2 separate regions of the Mus musculus genome follow, and region 2 is linked to region 1. Evidence: chromatin loops called from intact Hi-C (ENCODE). Cell type or tissue: left cerebral cortex. All regions are shown on one strand. Each heading gives the region's core, and the rest is flanking DNA. Links, peaks and the distances in the headings are about the cores only.

The links. Peaks named below come from ENCODE experiments on the same cell type or tissue, not always from the same donor. Only the 100,000 strongest peaks of a DNase experiment are listed, where the experiment ranks them.
Region 2: a loop joins it to region 1, with 14 times the contacts of the local background. A loop is called at or near these places in 5 of 42 quality-filtered maps.

What each region holds. Positions count from the first base shown.
Region 1 is chr3:158,555,804-158,563,643 of GRCm38, reverse strand. Lrrc7 (leucine rich repeat containing 7) reads left to right here and starts at 1,883. Exons shown (of 28, transcript NM_001081358.3): 1 at 1,883-2,538. In left cerebral cortex, for the core only: CTCF peaks have their summits at 3,414 and 4,357; DNase peaks (open chromatin) are centred at 3,577, 3,867, 4,286, 4,805 and 3 more places; H3K4me3 peaks cover 3,506 bases; H3K27ac peaks cover 2,741 bases.
Region 2 is chr3:159,031,555-159,039,394 of GRCm38, reverse strand. No RefSeq gene overlaps it. Among named protein-coding and RNA genes, the nearest start is that of Gm20752, 41 kb to the left of the region's middle. In left cerebral cortex, for the core only: a CTCF peak has its summit at 4,225; a DNase peak (open chromatin) is centred at 4,411; H3K27ac peaks cover 1,835 bases.

The sequences.
Region 1 (7,840 bases), core at 2,001-6,000:
TTGGAAAGAAAAACAATTTCTCCTACCTAATGGGAGGGCATCTTTTCGTTTATGAAGGCCAGAAGTTACTTGTAGCCAACTGTGACGCTGGATAGAATTTGAAATGTTTTGATAGGAGAGTGGATCATCAAGTTAGAGTAAGAAGTTCTGAGTTCTAATGCAGACAGTTCTAAGCTCAGAGGAGCTTTTTCTGTCTTTTTCATAAGGGTGGGCCCAACATACAGCTTTAGGAAAGAAGTGAAAGACTGTGAGAAAGAACATTGTAAGCAGTACTGAAAAGAACTGGAACCTTGCAAAGGATTTCTGTAATGGGGCATAAGCCGTGATGAGCTATTTTAATAGATTTTCAATTCCTATCTAATTTTTTTCACAGCATCTCCTCCAGCTGAGATATTGTAACTTACAGTGAGATGTTCACAGAACAAATCTGCGGGGGGGGGGGGGGAAGAGTTCAACAAAAGTTAGGTTTAAAAAAGTGTCCTTTCAACAAATTTTGTCATTTCTTTGCCACTTTCAGAAGAAGTTTTACACTGTTTCACAATGCTTTTTTTCTTAAAAATGTGGTTTTCCAAAATGCACTCCTTTCCTCTTCTTTGTGTAAATTAAGGGAAGTCTCCTTAAGAGGCCACCAACCTTTTCACCTTTTCCAGATAAAGCAGTAATCCTCTTCCATGACTATCTATAGATGAAGTCTCAGTCTCCAATCTCTTCCTAGACAATTCCTGGCAGCCTGGGGTGGGGGCAGGGTTCGATGTTTAACCTTGAAGACTTTTCGTATTCCAGATATAAGATACATGCCAGCACTTTTGGGAGTTCACCCAACTCCAAGTAGCATCTGAATGTCACAGTCCACTGGCATTGGAGAGAAAAGGGGGAGGCCCCTAGCCCTATCACTTCTAAATCACAGAAGAATCCCGGGATAGAAGGAATTCGGTTTCGTCTAGAAAGCAGGGGGTCTAAATATAGCACTAGTCTCATCACTATGCTTTTTAAAGCTTTTTGTACATGTCTGTATTTTTCTGTGTGTGCTTTCCGGTGAATATGTGTGGAGGAGCGAATGTTCCTGAGTTCGGGGCAGAAGGAGCAGGATTGTGAATAAATGAAAGGAAGTTGGGAAACACTTCTCATTTTTTGTACATCCCCTGAACAGCAATCTCAGACCAAAATGGAAAGGGGTCTTGAAAGCTGCCATTGACTCTCTATGGTAGTACTGAATAAGCCACTGGACTCAGAAGCAGACCTTTTCCTTGGGCAGCCTGCAACCTGCAGCCTGCAACGCAGGCAGGGAGGAAACCCCGAGGAGGCACTCCTGGCGGTCTCTTTGCTGAGGTAGCAGGAGCGGCAGCCTGCGGAGCCACGCGCAGCGTCACTGAACTGGTGCGGGAGCACCCAGCGCACAGGCCTGGAGCCGCGGTGCTGGCGGATTCCCGGCGCTGCAGAACACCGTGCCGCCAGCAGGAGCGCCCCGGGCTGGTGGGAGAACGCCGGGGGAGCCCGCGCTGCCCCGTGCGAGCCTGATGACACCTGCTTTGTGTACTCCAGGCAACTGAGGGACCTAGAGAGCTCAACTGGCTGTCTAAAAGCTGCGGGTGGTAACGGAACCAGAGAAAGCTAGAACATCTCATTTCTCCGCGGGACTGAGATCTTGCTCCTCCAAATTGCAGGGAGTCCAAGTAGAGGTCATAAGGGGCAAGCAAGGTAGTCCAAGAATGGCTGAGGTCTGGCAAGGTGGTGGTCATCCTCTCTGAGCCCTGGAAAATCTCCTTGACATTTTTCACACTTTGAAGCAGCTGCAGCTGGTGTCGTCGGAAAAGGGGGTGGGAGGAAAGAGAGGGGGCGGGGAGAGTGGGGAGTCACAGGCGCGAGCCAGGAGCAGCGCCTCGTCTGCCAATCCTGGCACCTGTGCGCCAAGCCGCGGCACCACGGAGGACCCCGTTCCGGGCCAACCCTGGGCTCCAAGCCACGGCCACCCAGCCTCTGGGCAAGCGCGACCTGCAGCCGCCCACCCAGGACCCCCGCCGCCACCCGCAACTGCGGGAGCGCAAGAGCCCAGCCAGTGCTTGCTGCGCCCCGGGCCACGGGGTCCCTCGCCTCTTCAGAGGCGTCGCGGCCAGCCGGGGCAGCAGCCGAGTTGGGTACACGATTCGCCCGCGCTGCCTTTCTCTTCTCCACCCAGGATTTATTGTCTGTGGAGCCTTCTGGGGGCGGGGAGGGAGCTGCGCCTCCGCCGCCGCCGCCGCCACTGCTGCTGCTACGGTCGCTAGCGCGGCGCTCTGGGCGGGCGGAGGCCGGGGACTGGCCGCAGTGGTGCTCCGGGCGGGCTCCCGGCTCCCCAGGGGCGCCTCTCCTCTCCTGCACCTGAAGGGCAGTGGCACCATGGTCTGACACCGCATCTGCCTGGAGTCCCCTCTGCCTTTGCTTCGGAGGACTCCCCTACTGGCTTCACTGCGGACCCCAGAGCACTTTAAGGAGTAACCCTCAGCAGCTGCAAGGCCTTCACTCCTTGGACCCTCATGGGTAGTTTCTGCTTCCGGCGATGTGAGTAGGGCATTGGGGGACCTCTGCCCACGGTCCAGGAGTGGGGATCTGGGAGGCTCAGGTGGCCCGGGTGCCTCAGCGTTGGGGCGGTTGCCGGTCTGTGGAATCCAGCGATAGCTGGACAAGTGCTTAGGAGCCCGGCGCTTTGGATGGTCAAGGGACTCTAAAGGGTTACATATTGCGAAAAGGAAAGGTGAGGAGCGAGTGCGGGGAACTGATGCTGGGACCACGGAGTCCTGAGAGATATGGCTTTCTGCATTTTTTTTTTTTTTTTGATCCTGGGGTATCCAGTCTGCTTTCCCCGTGGTGTGTGAGGGATGGAGCAAGTGTGATACACACACACACACACACACACACACTTGTGGCAGCACACACTTGTGCTTTATCTTGAAAGGTGTATTACTGTCTTGGTGTCTATAAAGGAATTATTGGGGTGTCACTGAGGGTGAAAAGAAAAGGGTGGGGTTTGGGGAGAAGAATGGGATGGGAAAGAAGGAAAGACTAAAGGACAGAAAGAAGTGGGAAGGGATGGGGCGAGTGCTTTCCTTGGAGTCTGAGAAGATGCTTGACTCTCTAAGCCAGGCAACTCCTTTGTGTTCTGTGAGAGAAGCTAGGGAATCTCACTGCTCCTGGTACAGCTCTGGGTCCCTTGGCATCCTCCGGGGTCTTTTGGGATTCAGGACATGCCTTGGATTGTATTTGAAAAAGGAGCTAAGACCGCCAATATTGGGGTAACTGTGACACTCTGCTTGCAGACAATTAGCTGGGCTACCAGAGATCTCCTATATCATCAAATTTAGAGTCAAGATGGGGGCGGGATGGGGGTGGGGGCTGCACAGATTGTCGTTAAAAACAGTGACTTCATAACCGAGATGGCTGCAAAATTGCTTCATTACACTACTTGGCCATCAGGGTTGGGGAGAGAAAAGATCCGCCTCCGCCCCCCACCCCCTTCTTGCTGGTTGCCCCTCCTCACCAAGGCACAAAGCAAGTGGCACCTCACCAGGCAGGGAAGGGGTTACTTTCACAACTCCTGGGAATCGGCCTCAGGAAGGAACCATCTGTGACTCCCACGTCCTTTCCAAGTTCTCCATCAAAAGGAATCTCAGAAAGCAGGAGGGGGTGGGTGGGAATTGAGGCAGCGGGCCTCCACCTGCTCTTTGCTATTACTTTCCCTGTACACTTAAGCACATCGGAATTACCTGCAGTGGTAATTGGGTCAGCAGGAGAGCATGTGCACCCGAGTCTCTAGATGGGGCTCTGCTGATGGATGAGAAGCAATTTGTGTTTGAGCATATTTTAACCTGAGCAAAATTTCTAAGCACAATAGAGGTTTTATCGCGTGGGCGAGCAGAGTGCATACCAGTGAAAGTGAACACGTGATCCCTCCAACGCAAGAGAAACTGTATTAGGAAGTAGCTTTTCTTTGTTTCAAGCTGAGCCTATGAGAAGCTCAGCATCCCAGTTGCTGAAGTTCCCTTTTATTTTTAATAAAGTTGACCAGAGGTGAAAGAAAGCGAAAGGGAACTCAGCCTGAGATGCCTCTTGGTTAGCAACATCCTACATTCTTTGTTTCAACGTTCCCTCCAGTACCCTCCATTCAGATATCTATCTGGTCCCAGCTGGTTCCTAGTTTGAAATGATACATTCTTTCTGAGGGCATAGGGGAAAGTTCTTCAGACCCTGAGCACAAGCACGTGCACATGGGTGCTCTAGAACACCAAAAGCTGCTGCCTTTCTGAAACGCGTGCTTCTGTCTCTGGTTGAAGCACTCCCAGTTGCTAGGTTCTAGAGAACCACCTGGAGGTCTTGCTGGGAATGAATAGAGCAGTCTGCCTGGCTTCCTTGAAAATACTCATCACAACAGGGAAGGGAGAGAAAGCAGGCTTCAGGGGTGATTTTATTTCTCCTTAACTATCTGAGACTAAAGTTATTTAGAGGTGTACTTAGCAATATCTGTATTTGAATTCCTCAGGTTTAAAAAATGTCCTGAATGTTGATAATCTATTAATTTAGTGTAAGTGGAGCTGATTTCCTACCCAATCATTAAGGGCAGTTACCTAACTTGGGAATCTCTTACTTCCAAGAGACCTTAAAAAGCTGATGTCTTTAAAATTTGAGCTGTATATGTCCTACCTGGACAATGCCCTTCCACCACACCAAGATGTCATGGGAGAAAAGGCACCCTCAATTTCCAGAATATGCCATGAGCTGAGAGATCTTTATGCACATTTTTTTTAATTTAACTTCTCAAAAAGATGTGTGCTCACCATGGCAACCCTTGCCTCCCACATCCAGGCTCCTGCACATATGCAGCTTCAGAATTAGAACAACTTCATAAGAAATGAACTTGGTCCAATTACAGGAGCCATGTTTTATTCAGAATTTTAGCATGCCTTTAGGCAAGCATGAATATTTTCTCAATTAATATAACATTCCATTATATTTTGTAAGCTTTTAATTTTTCCAATTTCTCCATAATTATAGAACGTAAACATGAACAGTTTAGTGTACTTTTTGTTTGCTTTGAATTTTTAGAAATTGAAGATATTGTTATTACAAATCTTTATTGCATATGAAAGGCATCCTGTATTACTGTCAGATTGCTAATCTGGGGTATTTCCAGTACATAGTGCATGGTCATAATTGTAAAAAAAAAAGTCTGTATTTGAATTTAAAACACTACATTTTTACAATAGCTGAAAAGTTGTAGATATTAGATTTTAATTGACATTAATATCTCACTGATGCTGTAATTTTGTTTGTTCAATGCCTGTAACCCAGGTGTAAGAATTGGTCACACATTCCACAGCACTAAAACTTTACACCTAAACCAAGAATACAAAGGGAAAGACTAACTGCTCATAAATTTATTGATGGGTTGTTTCTGGGTTGTTTTTTGTTTCTTTGTTTTTTGTTTGTTTACTCCACAAAAATTACTTCATGTTTTAGAAAATTCTAAATTTTGAAAATATGTGGTGCTCTTTAAACTCAAGAATTATAGTAGCCACACATACCAGCAATGAAAACATTATTTTGTTCTCTTCAGCAACTTACTTTTCAGGGCATCCTTTGTACTCCTTTTTGGGAATAAGAGAGGTCTAATTGTTCATGGGTTTGCATCTTGACTTTCAGAACAATTCTAATCTGTGACAGAGAGGACACATTCAGTTTGTGTTACTCTTTTCTGACTCTGAATGATATCCCCATGGAATGATAAAGTGGAGAGTTTCTAGGATCTTCTGAGAAACTTGATGCTTTCTCTGGGAATCTCTAAGGACAACATCAGTCTCCCATTGGGTATTTTACTGTTTCTATATTAGAACATGGAATTTGAACATAAAACAATTTTAACAGTGTAAAGCTACTGTTTCTGGGGAAGTAACAAAGCAGAAAGTATGGTCTTTAAGAATCCTTGAATCGGGATTCACTAAGCCTATATTCACACCATCAAGCAAAGGCCATACTTAATTTATATCAGGATTCACTCTGTGTAACATATTATGTGGACTTTGTCAAATGTATAATATCTGTCAACCATTTTAATATTATACAAAATGTTTTATTGCCGTAACAGGCTTTTATATCATACATGCTTATCTTCCCTCCACTGCAACTTTAGAAATGCTGAAATTTATAATCCTTAGTTTTGCCTTTTCCCATAATGTCATATAGTCAGATTGGCATGTGTTTGAGTCAGTTTCTATGATTTACCAATATTTGCATATGCCTTAAAACATCAAATTATGGATTTGCATAATACTCAAAATTAAAAGTAAGTGTACCATAAAGCAACAGTGTATGGAAGGAAGTACAAATCAACAAACTTGCTTTATATTTTAGGGGTTTTATTGCTGTGAAGAGATACCATGACTATAGAAACTAAAACATTTAGTTGGGGCTGTCTTACTGTTTAGAGGTTAAGTTCATTTTAGTCAATAGCAAGAATCACGGCAGCGTGCAGGCATGCATGGTACTCTACATCCAGAGTTACAAGTAGCAGGAAGAGAAAGGATCATCTGGCCTTACTTGAGAATTTAAGAGTAGACATGGAGGAACCCATGGCTCCAGCAGCATATGTAACAGAAGATGGCTATGGACATCAAGGGAAGGAGAGACTCTTGGTCCTGAGAAGGCTCCATGCCCCAGTGTAGGGAAATGCCAGAACAGGGAAGCATGAGTGGGTGGGTTGGTGACCCTGGCAGGGAGGAGCTTGGGGGCAGGGTGGGGGGAGAAAAGGGGTTTTCAGAGGGGAAACCAGGAAAGAGGATAACATTTGAAATGTAAATAAAGAAAATGACTAATTAAAAAAAAAAGAAAAGAAAACAGATAATAGTGACAAAAAAAAGAGAGAGAGGGAGAATTTTAAACCTCAAAGCCCACCCCCAGTGAAAGGCTTTCTCCAACAAGACCACACCTCCTAATCCCTGTCAAGTAACTCCTCTTTCCTACAAAATGACCCATGTGGGCCATTCATATTCAAACCACAGCACTCCCCAGTAAAGTCCTAACTTTGTTCTTTGTGCGAGGTTTGAATCATTAGGAACACCCATATCTAGAGAAGTGGAGTAAGAGGAAGCTGGCCTTAGGAGCCTCCAGAGCAACTCTACAATCACCAATAACATGAAGATTAGTTGGCTAAACTGTTGCTGAGCTAGAAACCATTTCCAACCGGAGAGATTTCTGCAAGGAAAGTGGGATGTCAGGTTAGATGAATATTTGTTAAACTTTTGGGTATAAATCAGTTTTTCTGTGGTACAAGTCTGTGTATATACACTTACTTGTAGTGGTAGGATAGCAAACATTAAAATAACATCGCTTAAACAGATCACTCTCTTCCTGTCCTGGAATTAGGTGTGTGTGCTGAGGAGTCAGTGAACACTTAATGCCTGCCTTTCCTCACAGAAAACAGTGGTGAGCTGTACTCACACTGTTAGGCACCAGTCCCTAACCCCCAGGATGAATCAAGAACAGAACTTCAAAATTGTACTGTAGGAAGCATCATTCCCACTATTCCAAATACTGAATGTTTGAGGCTTGGAAAGGTTCAAAGGTGTGAACTCAAGCTCGTGGAGTGAAAATCCAAAATGTTTTCAAGTTATGCATGTATATGCATGTATTTTAAATTAAGTTTTATGTCTTAGAGTTATGATTATACACTATTTATATATTTCCACCACTTCCTCTCCTCACCCCAATTCCTCTTCAGTTCCTCAGATGGAGGGCCTCTTACTTTATACTTATTACTTTACATTTATACATATATTATACACATACAAAAACTACTTAGATCATTTGGTGT
Region 2 (7,840 bases), core at 2,301-6,300, 480 kb before region 1:
CTCATTCTATGAGACCACAATCACCCTGATACCTAAACCATACAAAGACTCAATAAAGAAATAGAATTTCAGACCAATTTCCCTCATGAAAAGTGATGCAAAAATACTCAATAAAATACTCATGAAAAGAATCCAAGAATACATCAAAGGCATCATCCACCATGATATAGTAGGCTTCATCCCTGAGATACAGCAGTAGTTCAATATATGAAAATTCATCAGTGTAAGCCACCATGTAATCAAACTGAAAAGTAAATCCATAATATCATCTCACTGATGCCAGAAAAGCATTTGACAAAATCCAACATCTCTTCATGATAGAAGTCTTAGAGAGAGCATGGATACAAGGTAAATACCTAAACACAATAAAGCAATATACAGCAAGCCAATAGCCAACATCAAATTATATAGAGATAATTTTAGAGCAACTCCACTAAAACCTGGGACAAGACAAGGATGTTCACTCTCCCTATCTCTTCAATATAATACTTGAAGTTTCAGCTAGAGCAATAAGACAGGTAGAGGAGTTCCAGGGGAAACAAATTAGATAGGAAGAAGTAAAAGTATCATTATTTGCAGAAGATATAATAGTATGCATAAATGACCCCAAAAATTCTACCACAGAACCCCTATAGCTGATAAACAATTTCAGCAAAGTGTCTGACTACAAAATTAACTCAAAAAAACCAGTAACTCTCCTTTATACAAATGATAGGCAGACTGAGGAAGAAGTTAAGGAAACAACAACCGTCACATTAGCTACAAGTAATACAAAAATACCTTGGTATATATAACTCTAATCAAGCAATTAAAAGATTTATATGACAAGAACTTCAACTCTATGAAGAAAGAAACTGAGGAAGATATCAGAGGATGGAGAGATCTTCCACACTTGTGGAACAGAAGGAATAACTGTGAAAATATCCATCTTATCAAAAGCAATCTACAGATTCAATGCAATCCCCATCAAAATTCCAACATAATTCTTTACAGATCTTGAACCATCTCTCACCTCAACCTGTACATTTGAGCAATAGTAAAAAAAAAAAAAGTCCATAGTATTACACAAAAACTAACAGGTTGACAAATGAAATTGATATGAAGAACCTGAAACAAATCAACACACCTATGGACACTTGATTTTTGGCAAAGAAGCCAAAATTGAGAAGGGAGAACATCTTCAACAAATGGTGCTGGTCTAACTTGATGTCTGCAGGAAGAAAAGTATAAATTGGTTCATATTTATTACCTTACACAAAACTCAAGTCCAAGTGGATCAAAGGCCTCCACATTAAACAAGATAAACTAAATTTAATAGAAGACAAAATTGAGAGTGACCTACAACATTTTGGTGTAGGAGACAATTTCTTTAACAGAACACCAATGGCTCAGGCACTAAGGTCAAGAATTTATAAATGGACCCTCATAAAACTGAAAAGCTTCTGTAAGTCAAAGGATGCTGCCATTAGAATAAAATGACAGTCTACAAGTTGGAAAAGATCTTCACTAACCCTACATCTGAGAGGGCTGATGTCCAAAATATATAAAGAATTCAAGAAGTTAGACAACAAAAATCAAAATAACCCAATTAAAAAATAGTTACAGAGCTAAACAGAATTCTCAACAGAGGAACCTCAAATGGCTAAGAAGTACCTACAAAAATGTTCAGTGACCTTAATCATCAGGGAAGTGCAGATAAAAACAACCCCAAGATGTCACTTTATACCCATCAGAATGATTAAGATCAAAAATTCAAAGGACACCACAGAATGCCAAGGATGTGGAACAAGGGCAACTTTCCTATATGCTGGTGGGTGTGCTAACTTGTGCAACTACTCTGAAAATCAATTTGGCAGTTTCTTTTTTTTTTTTTAACGTATTTTCCTCAATTACATTTCCAATGCTATCCCAAAAGTCTCCCACACCCTCCCCACTCCCCTAATTTGGCAGTTTCTTAGAAGATTGGAAATAGCTGTGAAAGACTCCAAGAGGAGCCCCTCGCTCAGGCCTCAGGACAATAGCGGACACCCAAGAACTCACGACAGACCGAGCTTGTTGCAAACCACATGAGGCTTTATTCGGGGAAAGCCAGAGCTCTGGGGACGACTCATATCCCACGCAGGGGTAGAGGAGTCGTCCTCGAGGGAGGGGAAAGAGTTCCCAGTTTTTATAGGCCCTCAGGGGGGAAAGGAGAAGGGTGAGATTAGGGGATTTCCAGATCTAAACAATGTCTATTCTCAAGAAATGGGTATGGGAGGGGTACAAGGAAAGAGTCTAATGAAGGTGCAGCAATGGGCACACACCTGGTCAGAACATTGGCAGACACACAGGTTCAAGGAGTGGCCAGAGCATTGTGCACCTCTATTTTTCTAAATCAGTGAAGCTAGTTCTGCTAACACTGACGTCTATCTTGCCAATTTCAGGGCTTCTGTGTCCTTTTACATTCTGCCAGGATCTTTCAGCTGTACCTCAAGACCCAGCTATACTACTCCTGGGCATATACCCAAAAAATATTCCACCATAACACAAGAATACTTATTCCACTATGTTCGTGGCAGTTTTATTCATAATAGCCAGAAACTGGAGTCTACCATAACGTTCCACAGTGGAAGAATGTGTAAAGAAAACATGGCATATCTATATGATAGAATACTGTTCAGTTATTAAAAATAAAGACATGAATTTCACAAGCAAATGGATGTAACTAGAAAATATTATCTTGAATGAGGTAACCCAGACCCAAAAGGACATGCATGCCATGTATGTACTTGTAAATGGATATTAGCTATAAAGTACAGGATAACCATACTATAATCATCAGATCCAAAGAAGCCAAGTAACAAGGAGGGCCCAAGGGAGGATGATTGAAATTTTCTCAGGAGGGGAAACTAAATAAATATAGACCCATGGAAGGAGAGAACTGTGTAGAAGAGGGGATGGGAAGGCTGTCAGGGATTGGAGAAATCTTATGTAGGGACAGTGGGGGTGGGAGAAAGGAGATAAGTGGTGGTGGGGGGCAGTCTTTAGGACATGTCAGAGACCTGGGATTGTCAGAGGACCCAGAAGATCTCTGGGGGGCAATTTTAGCTGGGACTCCTATCAGTGGGGGGATATGAGTCCTGATATGGCCACTAACCATACCCAAACAGTATAGGGATAAGGACAGCAACCCACCCATAAAGCCTTTGACCCAAAATGTGTTCTGCTTACAAAATAAATAGTGACAAAGATAGAGCAGAGACTGTCTGAATGGCCAATCAATGACTGGCCTAAATTGAGACCCATCCAATGGGCAAGAATCAATCCTTGACACTATTAATGACACTTTGTTATGGTCCCAGACAGGAACATCAGTGTCCTCTGAGAGGCTCCACCTAGCAGCCAATGAAAAGAGGTGCAGAAGCTCTCACTGAAACATTAGATGGAGATCTGGGAGTCTGATGGACGGGTTGAGAGAAATATTGAGGGACCCAAAGAGTACAGGAACTCCACAGGAAAACCAACAGAGTCATCTAACCTGGACTCTTGGGGGTTCACAGAGACTAAGTCACCAACCACAGAGTGAGCACAGGCTGAACCTAAGACCCTTGCACATATGTAGCAGGTGAACAGTTTGGTTTTAATGAAGGGCCCCCAACAACTGTGGCAAGCTGTCCCTGAACCTGTTGCCTGTCTACCTGCCTGCTTGCCTGTGGATCTCCTGCCCCTAAATGGACTGGCCTCAGCAGGAGAGAATACACCTGCTTCCAAGTCTGGAAGCAACTTGATGTGCATTGTGTGTGCATTGTGTGTGTGTGTGGTGGTGTGTGTGGTGTGTGGGAGAGTGTTAGTGGAGGAGAAGGAATAATACCCAGAGGGGGGTCCCCTCAAAAGAGAAGGGGAAGGTGGAATAGGGAAGGAACTTTCAGGGAGGGGTACTGGGAGGAGAGGACGCACTGATCTTGGGTTATAGATGAATAAATAAATTTTAAAAATTATTTATTCACTATACATCCTTATCTCAGACAACCTTTCTCCACCCAGTCCCCCTCACAGTCTCTCACCCCATTCCCTCTTCTCTTCTCCTCTGAGAATGGGGAGGCCCTCCTGGGTACCAACTTACCACATCAAATCACTGCAGAACTAGGCAACCCCCTCCCACTGAGGCCAGACAAAGCAGCTCAGTTGGGGAATTGGATCCATAGGCAGGCAAGAATTCTGCTAGTTCTTAAAACATCAACTGTAACACTAGAGGGCCACTTAACCCAGAAGCCCAGTCCTTGGCAGAGAGGTGAGGAGGATGGTATGGAGGGAAGACGAGGTAGGGGAGAAAAAGGAAAATCTCTGAAAGTGTAGCAATGCCTCTGGAAGGCAAAGCCTAGACATGTGGTGGGAGTGGAAGAAATGTGGAATTACAAAAAGAATCCCTCCCACGGATATCTAAAAATGATGCTCCTAGCAGCTTTGGGTATCACAGTTGTGCAGGCAGAAAAGCATTTGATTAGCTCCCTGGCGTTATCTCTGGGGTGTGGGTGTCTTGGAAATCTACATGCACAGTATTCCTTTCAGATAATTGAGCGGTCATTGTTCTCTACATGCTCTCTACATAAAACCAAAATCAGAAGCTTGAAATGAATGTCCCTCTCAAGGGTAAGAACACAGTGAGTGCTATGGCAATTTTATGCTTGGTATTTAAGAACAAGATTATGAGATTTAAGGTTGAAATAAAATTTCTGAATGTTCCAGAATGAAGAGCACACCCCCACCCCCAATTTTTCATTTGCTGTACAGTGCTTCTTGGAGACTTGCAGTTAGCTCTTTTCATACTGCACCTTCCAATATGAAGGTAGATAGTTCATTAGACTTAGTTCATTTGGATTTTTCATAAGCTATAATGTTCTGCAAGGCCTGCAAGATTGAATGGTAGGGTCCTCAGAAAGAAGAAACATTTTCTAAGTGATTTCTATTGTAAAATAAAGGAGCTTTCACTTCAAATTTGAGGAGAAATTCAGGCCACAGAAAACTGTCCTTCTATGTTAGCTGGTGCTCCATCAGCTCTGATTAATGACTTATCATTGCTTCCATTTCTCTGTCTAAATCACCACCAGTGACAACAAGCACCTTTCAATCACAAGTATAGTCCACATATTTGTTTATTGATTGCATTTCAATTGACTATCAGTGACAGCAAGGGTTAGTTTAGAAACAGGAAATATGAGGTTGTGTATCAGTTATTAGTAATTTAAGAATTGCCAAATTTTCTTGTAAAATACCAGATAATAAATATCTCAGATTTTACAAGTTATATGAGTCTCTGTTGCAGCTGCTTGATTCTTCCAGATTTAGCCAAGATAATATATAACAAATGTCTATGGCTGCGTCCATCCTGCCAAACTTTCTCTACAAAATTACAGGATTTGACAATGTTTTGTTGACCCTTGAAATGAGCAATGCCTTCATAGGAAAGAGTGGATTCGATCCAACATATAAATAACAACATACTACTTCTAACTCATTTCATGTCCACAGTTCCATTCTGACAAACATATGAAAAAGCACAGCAAAAGATATTTGTAGGACAGCAGGGCATTTTGGTTAAGAGCTTGTACCTTTGCAACAAGATTTGGAATCAGAATCTAATTTTGCATTTTCTGAGCTGTATAAAACCAAGCAGACTGTTGCCTTCAGAGTGCCTCATTCACCCGATCTGCAAAACAAAGTCAGTATCATTTGCCTCAAGAGTGAAGAACCTGTCAATAGATACAGGAACATGTGTTATCATCATCATCATCAACAACAACAACAACATCAATCATCATCATTATTTCTATCATCTCCCCCCCCCCCCCCGCAAGCTCAGTCAGGCCTCATATAATAATGAATATGAATAAGACTACATACATAAAGCACTATGTGATTCTTAGTATATAACAGTGTTTAATGAGAAGTTGTAATTCACATTGAGTTTTAAAAATAAAGGAGTACAAAATAATCACATGATTATCTTTATATTTACTATGATAATTACCAAAAGCTTTATTTGAATAACAACAGAAATGGGCTGAAACATCATGCTTTAGGGTCTGGAACTTATTCTATTTTCTCTCTAAAGAGCAGACAGTATGTGGAAACTCCTCAAAAAGGACTTAAAGGGAATCTCAAGTAGAATATATTTCATTAGAAGTAGTAATACATCCTTTAAATTGTCATTTATTAATTTACTTTTTGCTTATTTTTAGATGTACTTCAGAAGATACCTTTAAGAGATATGCTTTTTGTTTTGTTTTGATGTTTTATTTTGTTTTAAAATGAGTCACCAAATGGCTGGGCCCTGAGAATAAACTCTCAGGAGAGCCACTATAGTGGCACGTTGCTGTGATCATAGCATTTTTGAGTTGAGAAAGAAAGAGGAGTTCAAAGTCATTCTCACTTTAAGGAGATTGAAGCTATGACTACATGAGACCTTGATGCGATGCCTCTTCCCACAGTAAAAGCACTGTTCTGTGTCCTGAACTCTTCCTGTCAGAACTAGATCCCATTACCCCTGAGTAATTTGTTCCATATGGATCTCATTATCTTGGCACCTGCTGAGTAGAGAAATGATGGGCACATAAACCCAAGCAGAACACAAACTAGAGAATGATTGGGGTGCTTCTGTCTCCAAAAGATGTTACTCACTAGCTTTAGTCTTTGAACACACCTACAGTTTTTCTAAGATTATAGCACTTTAGAAAAAAAAAATCATACATAGCAAAACAAATATTTTTAAAAATTTTTACTTCTTCCCATTATAGGCTAATTCACTATTTAGTGACATGAAGGCCAATTTGTGATTTGAGAAATAGCTACACAATTATTTTTTGTGTTGATTTGCTCAAAGAAGTAATAGATTATAAGAAAGGCTAGAAAGAAAATGCAGGGTTTTTTGTTTGTTTGTTTGTTTATGTGTTTGATTGGTTGATTGGTTTGGTTGGTTGGTTGATTGATTTTGTTCATTTGTTTGTTTTTGGTTTCTTGAGGTAAGGATTTTTCTGTTTTCCAGGGTTTTCTCAAACTTGAGGACTCAAGTGATCCTTCCATCCCAGGTGATAAGTGTGTAAACTAAAGAGACTCCCATCACCAATTTCATGATTTAATGGTGGTAGGGTAGGAGAGGTAGGTGATGAATAGCAAGAATTTTCTATTGCAGATTATTTTGTTTTAACACCATATAGCCATATCTAAAGTAATATAACAAAACTTACATAAGATGGTTCAAGTTCAACTATGAGTCATGATTTATTGTTATACTAAATAACTAAAAAATAAGTGTGATAAAAATACACTCTAGATTCTAGAGAGAATCTAAAATATAAAATTACTTCAAGTGATCAAGAGATTTTAGCATAGGTTAGGTACAGTTTATGATGAAACAATGTAGATGAAATTTTGGAACTTAGAGGAGGCTAACATCATCGTGTGCAGAATGTATCAGGGCAAGGCAGTCTTAGAGCGTCATAGGCAGAGGATACAGGTTGAGTAAACAAAAGGAAAAATACATTGCAGTCAAAAACTACAGCTTGAGCAAAGAAGGGTTCTCTAGAAAGGGGGCAGCATCCTCTAGGGAAGCATCCTCTAGGGAACTGCCAGGAAGCCTTTGAGACAGTTGCTTGGTAACCATTCCTCACAGTTGGCTGCTGTGTCTGAGTCACTCAATCTTTTGGCTGCCCAATCCATTTTCCACCTACACAAGGTTCAGTATTTTGAATGGAATTTAATTCTAAAACAGCAGATACCAGTGGTGGTCGTAAGATTACCTTCCTGATCATCTCTCCTTAAGTTCTGGGGTAAACTCTTGGTTTCTATGCACACACCTATACTC